Regions from separate parts of the Homo sapiens genome. Here region 1 is linked to region 2. A link is an interaction called in ENCODE POLR2A ChIA-PET data of the cell type or tissue named here. Cell type or tissue: PC-9. All regions are shown on one strand.

Region 1 (5,000 bases), 600 kb before region 2:
ACGAATGAGTCTTTTTTTTTTTTTTTTTGATGGAGTCTTGCTCTGTCACCCAGGCTAGAGTGCAGTGGTGTGATCTTGGCTCACTGCAACCTCCACCTCCCGGGTTCAAGTGATTCTCCTGCCTCAGCCTCCTGAGTAGCTGGGATTACAGGTGCCTGCCACCATGCCCGGCTAATTTTTGTATTTTTAGTAGAGACGGTGTTTCACCATCTTGGCCAGGCTGGTCTTGAACTCCTGGCCTCATGATCCACCTGCCTTAGCCTCCCAAAGTGCTGGGATTACAGGCGTGAGCCACTGCACCTGGCCAGCAGTGAGCCTCTTAAGCAATGGTGTAGAACAGTAGTCCCCAACCTTTTTGGCACCAGGGACTGATTTCATGGAGGACAATTTTTTCCATGACTGCTAGGGTGTGGGGGATGGCTTCAGGATGAAACTGTCCCACCTCAGATCATCAGGCATTAGATTCTCAAAAGAAGCACTCAACCTATATCCCTCACATGTGAAGTTCACAATGGGGTTTGTGCTCCTATGAGAATCTGATTTGACAGGAGGCAGAGCTCAGGCGGGAATGCTCACTCGCCTGCCACCCACCTCTTGCTGTGCAGCCTGGGTCCTAACAGGCCATGGACTGGTACTGGTCCACAGCCTGGGTGTTGGGAACACCTGGTGTAGAAGACTGGATCTCTAACTTAGTGGGAAAATAATGGATCTTTACTTAACCTCACATACAAAGCAGGACTCTAGAGAAAGTAAAGTTCCAAATGTCAAAGGTAAAAATAGGAAGCTAGAAGAAAATGTAAAAGAATTTTTGTAAGATACAGGCAGAGAAGGTCTTGTTATACCAGGATTCAAATGCCTAACCCATTGCTTCTCGGGCTTCTGGCTAAGATCAAGTGTCGTATCAAATGCATAATCCATAAGGCCACAATCATTGTAAATTACATCGAAACTAAGATGCTATTGTCCAGGGACACCAGGAACAAATCGGAAAGAGATATGAGAAAAGGCAACGATAATTGCAGTATCTAAAAGAGATATGCAATTAATTGCTCTAGAATGAACAGAAGCGTCTGTGAGTCAGCAAGACTGACGGAGGGACGAAGCCAGGGTAAGGGAGGAGTCTGCACCCCCCATCGCCAGGTTCTCCAGGCAGCCACAGCCACAGGCTGTTTAGAGCCTGGGGTCAGTGGGACCCAGGAGGAGGCTGCTAGGGTTGAGGCCGGTGGAGCTGCCCCTGCGGCCCCGGGCGGGGCTGAGCCAGGGAGGTGCACTCAGGACTGCAGCAGCCCCAGGAGATGCCCCGAGGCCTGGCCCAGCTCCTCAGTTTCCCTCTGCAGGTCAGGCTTGGGTATTCCCTGGGGCACGCCAAGCCTACAGAGGACAGAGGGGATCTGTCTGTGTGTGATGGGGGGCCATAGGGCGGGGCTTCTTTCTTCTGGCCAGGCCCTGGGGGATGTGTGTGTGTGTGTGTGTGTGTGTGTGTGTTGGCCCTGGGGGTGGCCACGGTGTTTCCTGGGAACAGCATGTGTCTGTATTAGGTCCTGTGTCTGCTATAACAAGTCACCACAAACTTGGTGGCTTAAAGCAACAAAAAAGTCTTCTCTCACGGTTTCAGAGGCCAGAACCTGCAATCAGTATCAATGGGCTGAAATCAAGGGGTCGGCAGAGCTTCGCTCCCTCCTGGGGGTCTAGGGTAGAGCCTGCCTCTTCCCCACCTCCTCCGGATTCGGCGGCTGCTGGTGCTCTTGGCTGTGTAGTCCCGATCTCTGCCTCATCTTCACATCGCCTTCTCTGCTCTGTGTGCAAGCCACCCTCTACCTGCATCATAAGGATACAAGTGATTTAGGGCCCACCTGGATGATCCAGGGTCCCCTCCCACTTTAAAATCCTTAATGTAATCCCATCTGCAAAGACTTTGCCATATAAGGTAACGTACACAGGTTCCAGGGATTAGGAACTGATACCTTTGGGGGCCCTTATTCACCTCGCCACAGCGTCCCCGTGAGTACAGAGAGGGAGGGCATCCAGGCCCTCCCCCCAGCACAACCTCACATGCCCTGGGCCCCAGGGCTGCCTCACCCCTGCCTACTCCCTGGACGCTCTTGGGAGCTGGTGTCGGGATGCTGAGTCTGTGTTTGATACATCAGGAGGAAACAAAGTCCAGAGGGGCCTAAGGAGCCCAGGGCCACACAGCACAGAGTGAGGATGGCACCCCTCCTGCCACCACCGTCGCTGAATTGAGTGCTGATTCTGCATGGAGCTTTGCCTGTGCTGCCTGCCTCATGCTCCCCAGGAAAGCGCTATCATTATCACCCTCGTTTTCCTGAGGAGGGAGAAACTGAGGCTGAGAGAGGCCAGTCATCTCGGTGGAGGCCACATAATGGATCCAGAATTGGAGCTGGACAGCCGCCACAACGCCGAGTGTTAAGGAGGAACACAGTTTGCAGCTGCCCCCCACCCCTGCCAGGCTATGGCTTGTCACCATCAGCTCCATGTAAACTAGAGACTAGTGGTAAAACCACCTTTGCAAAAATTATGACGGTGAGAGAAACCTGACAGTTGGCTCCATTTTGCTTCTACCCTCACAAGCTAACCATCTTTGCTCATTCCTGGGCGTAGACCAAGCTAACTATGGGAGAAATTTAGTTTATAGTTTAACTTTAGAACAAAGATGATAACGGTTCCTTCCTGAAATGAACCCCCTCCTTGCCTGGGGACAAAAACCACCTTTGTAAAGTTAACAAATTAGCCACAAGGTTAGAATTATGGTTCTGGAGTCAAGTAGCCAGAGATCACAAGTTTGTAACTTCCTCAGTTGCTTCTATAGATGACATCATTAGGATAAAACCAAAGACTGGTGTTTGAGGTATTTTTCAGAACTTGCATTCTGAGGCACCAGCTGGTGCCGCCCAAACCCATAACCCATACAAAGAAATGGACTCACCCAGTCCTGTGACTCTACCCAGGAATTGACTCAGAGCAAGAAGACAGCTCTGGACCCTGCAATTTCACCCCTGAACCAACCAATCAGCATTCTCCATTTCCTAAGCCCCACCTGTCAAACCATCCTTTAGAAACCGTAGCCTCCAAATTCTTCTGATGGGCATTTGGGTTGGTTCCAAGTCTTCGCTATTGTACATAGTGCTGCAATAAACATACCTGTGCGTGTGTCTTTATAGTAGAATGATTTATAACCCTTTGCATATATACCCAGTAATGGGATTGCTGGGTGGAATGGTATTTCTGGTTCTAGAGAAAGGATATCTTTAATAGGGCAAAAATGCAAACTGTAACAGAAAGCGTTGATACATTTGACTACATTACAAAAAGGAATGTACACTTATGCAAAAATATTTGTAATACATATAACTGACAAAAGACATACACATTTTTATACATGTTGTCTTTCCTAAGAATCCTATGACACAATAAAAATGATAAAAAACCAAACAGAAAAATGGGCAAAAGAAATAAACAGAGATGCACAGAAATAGCACAAATGGCAAATAAATGAATGAAAAAGATGCTCAACTGCATTAGTGATAAGGGAAATGCAAATTAACCAAAATGAAATGTCATTTCCAACCCATCAGGGTGGCAAGAATTTTAAGTCAGAAAAGAGTAAACTGGCAGGGATGAAGAGCGATGAGCTTTCTTCTGCTGCTGATAAAAGTGTAAATTAGAACAATACTTTGGAGAACAGCTTGGCGTCTCCTAGATAATTTTATTTTATTTTTTTTAGGACAGAGTTTCACTCTTTTTGTCCAGGCTGGAGTGCAGTGGTGCGATCTTGGCTCACTGCAACCTCCACCTCCCGGGTTCAAGTGGTTCTCCTGCCTTAGCCTCCTGAGTAGCTGGGACTACAGGCGTGTGCCACCACAACTGGCTAATTTTGTATTTTTAGTAGAGACGGGGTTTCACCATCTTGGCCAGGCTGGTCTCCAACTTCTCACTTCAGGTGATCCACCTGCCTTGGCCTCCCAAAGTGCTGGGATTACAGGTTTGAGCCACCGTGCCCAGCCTCCTAGAGAATTTGAACATATATATCTATACCCTATCACTGAGAAATTTCATGACTAGCTATATAGTCAGAGCCTAAACACAGGTGATCTCTGTTTCCAGTGTGTTTCCATACACGCCTGGGACACGTTCTGTAAAGACAGAACGACCCCAAGTATGGGTCCTGAAAATCTTCCTCCAGGTTAGAGGGCACAGATTCTAGTAGACCCTGGGACATAGTCCTCCACTCCTCATTTTATGCCATCAGCTTGCTCCAACATACACAACATCAAGTGCGTCATTCCTTGCGTTTTCAAATAAACATTTCCTATTACAGAAGCAAAAGAGGTTTCAGAGAAACTGAAGGGGATAGAGTTGTTGCTACCCTTTGAACTTAATTGCTCACACCACTGTTGACAGAAAAAGCCAAATTCTGTGAAATATTTGAAGAGATTTGTTCAGAGCCAAATGTGAGAGCCATGACCTGTGAGTCAGCCTCAGGAACTCCTGAGAACACGTGCCCCAAGGGGTTGGTCTACAGCTTGGCCTTACACGTTTCAGTTTCAGGGAGATAGAAGACATCGGTCAATACATATGAGGTATACAGTGGTTGGGTCGGAGAGCCAGGACAATTTGAAGCAGGGGACTTATGGATCACAGGTGGCTTCAAAGGCTCTGATTGGCAATTGGTTGAAAGAGTTAAGTTATTGCCTAAAGACCTGGAATCAGTAGAAAGGAATGTCTGGGTTCAGATAAGGTATGGGGTTGTGAAGACCAAGGTTTTTATTATGTAGATGAGTCTCATAGGTGGCTGCCCTTAGAGGCAATAGATGGCAAATACTTCCTGTTGAGACCTTTCAAAGATTATCAGGCTCTCTGGAAAAGACCCAGTAAGGGAAAGAGTTTCTCTAAAAAGGCAAATTTCCCCCACAAGAGGCAGCTGTGCAGGACCATGTCAAAAACATATTTTGGGGTAAATACTTTGATTTCCTTCAGGGTCT
Region 2 (5,000 bases):
ATACTCACACTAGACTGGTCTAACACGTATAAGTCCAACAACAGCAATTATTGGAGAGGATGTGGAGCAAATAAATTCTGCATTTTGCTGGTAGCAGTGTAAACCAGTTTGACCACTTTGAAAATAATTTGGCACTGATCTCTCAGAACTTAGCATATATATTCTAGATGGGCATCAAGAAATAGGTCCAAGAATGCTTCCCCAGCAGTAATATTTGTAATAGTCAAGAACTGATAATGGATGTCCACTGTCAACAGAAAGGATAAACTAAAACTGAACACAATGAAACGTTTTTCTGTATAAAGATACAGATTAGACATTAATATGATTACAAGGTAAATTACTGTTTAATAGAAGGCTTCCACTAGTTTGTAAATTCAACTCATTCAGCTATGTTTATTCTAGTACGTTTTGCCCATTTTAGCTAGTTCTAGAGCACTTAAAAAAATTAAAGTGATGAAAATACTTTTCACACACTCAAAAGACTCATTTTAATCACAAGTTTCAACCTCTTCTAGCCATATATTTTTAAAAAGCTGAAAACTAGGCCAATATAGGCTTACCCTATCGCTACTGCTGCTCACACCCAAGTCAAAGAATAAGTTGTTTTGTTTTGTTTTTTTCCCTCAACTTTTTATTTTAGAATCGGGGGCACGTGTGCAGGTTTGTTACAAAGACACACTGCGTGATGCTGAGGTCTGGGGTACAAATGAACCCATGACTCACTCAGCACAGGTTCTTTTTAAGCCCTTGTCCCCACCTCTCCCCATCCTAGGTAGTCCCCAGTGTCTTATTTATTGGTCCCATCTTTATGGCCATGTGCACCCAATGTTTAGCTCCCACTTGTAAGTGAGAATATGTGGTATTTGTTTAAGCACACTTCTCCTTCACGGCGCTCAATGAACTTATTTACCAGTGCAGCTTCCCGTAGACTGTAAGCTACACTTGGGCAGGGACTTGTCGGACTGTTCGTGTATTTCGCCAGTGCCTGCTAGCGCTTGGTACACAAGCAGTTGTGCAAGTTACTGAGTAAACAAATGATAGCCACAAGGTAAGGGACAAAGAAGGAAATGTTATAAGATTCCAGACAACCCAAGTTACAGAGCAAATGGCAGAAAAGCCTGTATTTGCAAATCTCTATCCAGGGGAATCCTGCACTCCCACCACCTTCTCATTCATTCAATAACTTATTTATTATACACCCACCACATGCCAAGAGGGGACTGACAGAGAACTGAACACACATACCAAGTTCCTCCACTCAGTTTTACACTACAGTGGAGAGAGACGAGAGACATAAAGTAGATAATACGATGTCCGGTGATGATAAGCAGAATGAAAGAAAGTGAGTTAAGACAGTGAGTGGTTTGTGTGGTCAAAGAAGGCTTCTCTGATATAGTGACACTTAAGCAATAACCAGAATGAACTGGGGGGTGAGCCATGTGGACATCAAGTTCTTTTTTTGTGTTATTATTATTTTCTTTTTTCCTTTTTTTAAGACAGGGTCCTGCTGTTGCCCAGGCTGGAGTGCAGTGGCGCAATCACAGCTCACTGCAGCCTGGACCTCCTGGGCTCAAGTGATCCTCCCATCTCAGCCTCCCAACAGTCTGGGACTACAGGTGTGCACCATCATGACTGGTTAATTTTTTTGTAGAGATGGAGTTTTGCCATGCTGCCCAGGGTGTGTCAGGTTCTTTTGACTTTAACTTACAATGAATTGAAAAGCTACTGGGATGCTCTGAATAGAGACACCTGACATTTACTATGTATCTACATGAAAGTTTAGAATTATATATGATATATTACACATTATTCATATTACTCTAAACTTTCATGTACAATATAGTAAGTCAAACATCCTAAAGTAGAAATGAATTGTGCGTATGTCATAGGTACGGCTCTTATTCCAAGAAAGCTAAAACTTACTTTTAAATCCCTAACTTAAACTTGTCTTTTGACACAACTTTAAATTATCTACCTCCACCATGTTACATGCAATTTTTTTCCTTATATAGTTAATAGCTAGCTTAAAAAAAAAATCAGGCCGGGCGCGGTGACTCACGCCTGTAATCCCAGCACTTTGGGAGGCTGAGGCAGGCAAATCCCAAGGTCAGGAGTTTGAGACCAGCCTGGCCAACATGGTGAAACCCCGTGTCTACTAAAAATACAAAAAATTAGCTGGGCATGGTGGCGGGTGCCTGTAATTCCAGCTACTAGGGAGGCTGAGGCAGGAGAATAGCTTGAACCTGGGAGGCAGAGGTTGCAGTGAGCTGAGATTGCGCCACTGCACTCTAGCCCAGGCATCAGTGCGAGACTCTGTCTCAAAAAAATCAGCCAGCTTGTTTTTGGCACAGCTAACGATTTCCATTTTTGTCTATTTTAACACAGAGATCCATGATTCTTACCACTGGACCAGTTTTTCCTCATTTTTATAAAATAAAAAACCCAAAATGCAAACACTTAAATAACTGCACAAACACTTACTATATATAACTTATAAAATGCATAATGCATAAATGAGCAAGACCATCTGTTTCTATGGATATCCAATAGCCAAAAGTCACCTTGCTAAATTCTACACCCAAGGCAACAGCAGCCCATCTGAGAAATTTGCTCCTTCTGGGAACTATCAACATCATTCAGCATGAGCAATTTAGTTGATTATATATTTTTAAAAAGCAGACTATAAACAACAGACAAGGCTATACCCGAGCTTCCCCTCTAGTTCCACTCCCCTTCTTTTCAAGCCCTACCTTAAAAAAAATAATAATAATCAAGCAACAAAAAAAAAATCCTCAGATTAATCTATCCATTTCATTAAGACCCTTGGACCACAGTTTTGCATTATATTTAACCACACGTGCCTGGGTAAACTTTGTTTTTCCTAAGTCAGTAAAAGGAACCAGACTGGGCCTACAATCTGGCCTAAACTCTACATATATTTTAAACTCTAATACGCCCACTTTGTTAACGTTCAGCTGCTTCTCTAAACAAACGAAGTCCAAACTTGAGGTAGGTCTACACGTAAGCACAGTGACAAGAGGGGACTGTCAAAAGTACACTGCGCAGTGCAGTGGTGTCTGCATGAAGGCAAGAGGTGGTATCCTAAAGCTGGTGGGTAGGGCTGAGCAAGGTGGGCATTTAGGGTGCAGATCAACTGGAATGAGGATGGAGTCCCCAAAGGCGGGCAGCCTGGAATGGTATAAACAGGATGTGCAGAGGTAGGGTGTGGAATCCATGCAAAGGGTGGCTGCACAATATCACAGTGGGGACTGAGGAGAGATGATACCGTATCACAGCAACGGAGTGCCTCATAGGGGTTCAACAGAAACGTGTGGAGTAAATGATGGAACAGTGCACCTATACTTAACGGCATTTAATAGTCTTTACAGGCATGTTAAAGGCTGCCTGAACCAGTCACTAAGCCCACAATTCTATGGTCTCCATCTCTTTGGGGCAAGTTAAGATACTCCTGACTTGACTTCCTGAATTTCCATCATGCCGCCTTTTAACAGCACTGACCCGGTTAGGCAATCAACTTCTCTGACTTGGAATTGCATCAACACCTTACTACCACCAATAAACCTCTTCTCTACTCTTCTCTAAACCACAGGACTGTCAAGAGCTTTTCAGTGTAAATCATATCAGTTCTAGCTAAAACTCCGTCAAGAGATCCTCCAAACCTTTAAGAAGCTGGCCTGCCTTTCTAGTTTCATTTCTCTCTGCCCCAGGACAACACTTGTCACAGTCAGGCAAATCTCCAAAATTAAGTGCTGGATTTCCTCTCCACATCTTCACACCTTTAAAAATGAAAATGCTGGCCGGGCGCAGTGGCTCACGCCTATAATTCCAACACTTTGGGAGACCAAGGCAGGAGGATCACCTGAGGTCAGGAGTTCAAGACCAGCCTGGCCAACATGGTAAAACCCTGTCTCTACTAAAAACACACAATTAGCCGGGTGTGGTGGCACACGCATGTAATCCCAGCTACTCGCAGGGCTGAAGCAGGAGAACTGCTTGAACCCAGGAGGCAGAGGTTGCAGTGAGCCAAGATCACGCCACTGTACTCCAGCATGGGCAACAGAGCGAGACCTCTATCTCAAAAAAAAAAAAAAAAAAAGGAAATGCTATCATTTCTTCTGTCTAGTGTGCACTTATGCCCCTGGTCCAGCCAGCAAACTCCTACTCATTCTTCCACATTTCAATCAAATGTCAACCATCTTCAACTCTTTGTTTCTACCTAGGAAAGCTAGCACCTTCTGCTGAGTCCCAACGGGAACATCAGAATACTGACTCAGTGGTACATGGGAGATGCTTGATGTAAAAATCATATGAGTCAACTGTACTCTTCTCCAATAAGTGAACATTTTTCAGTTTCTCAGTCTGCCACCCTCCAGATTACACATGATGGCAGATTGTACTTCATTCACTCCTTTGTTGCTGAAATCTCAAGCCATGGTTTCATCAAGTAATTTTCCATGATCACTTAATATTTAAACTCATTGTTCTAATCTATGTTATTGGGAATTATTTACGCTTCCTCAACATGAAATGTCTCTCTACAGGCCACATTTTCTAGGCATATCCCATAAGTTATATCTCTCATTAAATGGGTTTTACTTAGACACAGCCCAAAAAAACTAGTATAGTATTAATGTTTTAAGCGTTGAATTACAGTTTATTAAATGAAGCAGCCTACAAAGGCAGACAGGTGTGGTAAATATTGTCTGGAGACAAGAGATCTAGCTAAAACTTGGCTACTGTAATAACTGGCTATGGGACCTTAAACACTTGACTTTACTTCTGTAGACCCCAGTGTTTCTACCTCTAAAAAGGAAGAGTTGCCTAGGAAAACTACACATAAATTATTTGCTCACATGTTCATTTTTTCTGTCTCTCCATTACAGTATGAGATTCCTGAACCTTTCACTCCTGGTACATTCCCAGACAAAAAGCTGTTCAATATAAAACGTAAATGAAAACTCAGTAGATAAACACGA

The links. Peaks named below come from ENCODE experiments on the same cell type or tissue, not always from the same donor. Only the 100,000 strongest peaks of a DNase experiment are listed, where the experiment ranks them.
Region 1: POLR2A ChIA-PET joins it to region 2 with 9 read pairs; 1 of 35 experiments calls an interaction of 5 or more read pairs at or near these places.

Annotation. Positions count from the first base shown.
Region 1 is chr14:103,284,541-103,289,540 of GRCh38, reverse strand. No RefSeq gene overlaps it. Among named protein-coding and RNA genes, the nearest start is that of EIF5, 47 kb to the left of the region's middle. RefSeq lists an enhancer at 1,604-2,407. In PC-9, no CTCF peak of the experiment used is centred here; DNase peaks (open chromatin) are centred at 4,590 and 4,740; H3K4me3 peaks cover 380 bases; H3K27ac peaks cover 2,146 bases.
Region 2 is chr14:102,687,085-102,692,084 of GRCh38, reverse strand. The region is part of intron 3 of RCOR1 (REST corepressor 1); the gene reads right to left. Among named protein-coding and RNA genes, the nearest start is that of TRAF3, 88 kb to the left of the region's middle. In PC-9, no CTCF peak of the experiment used is centred here; DNase peaks (open chromatin) are centred at 104 and 984; H3K27ac peaks cover 500 bases.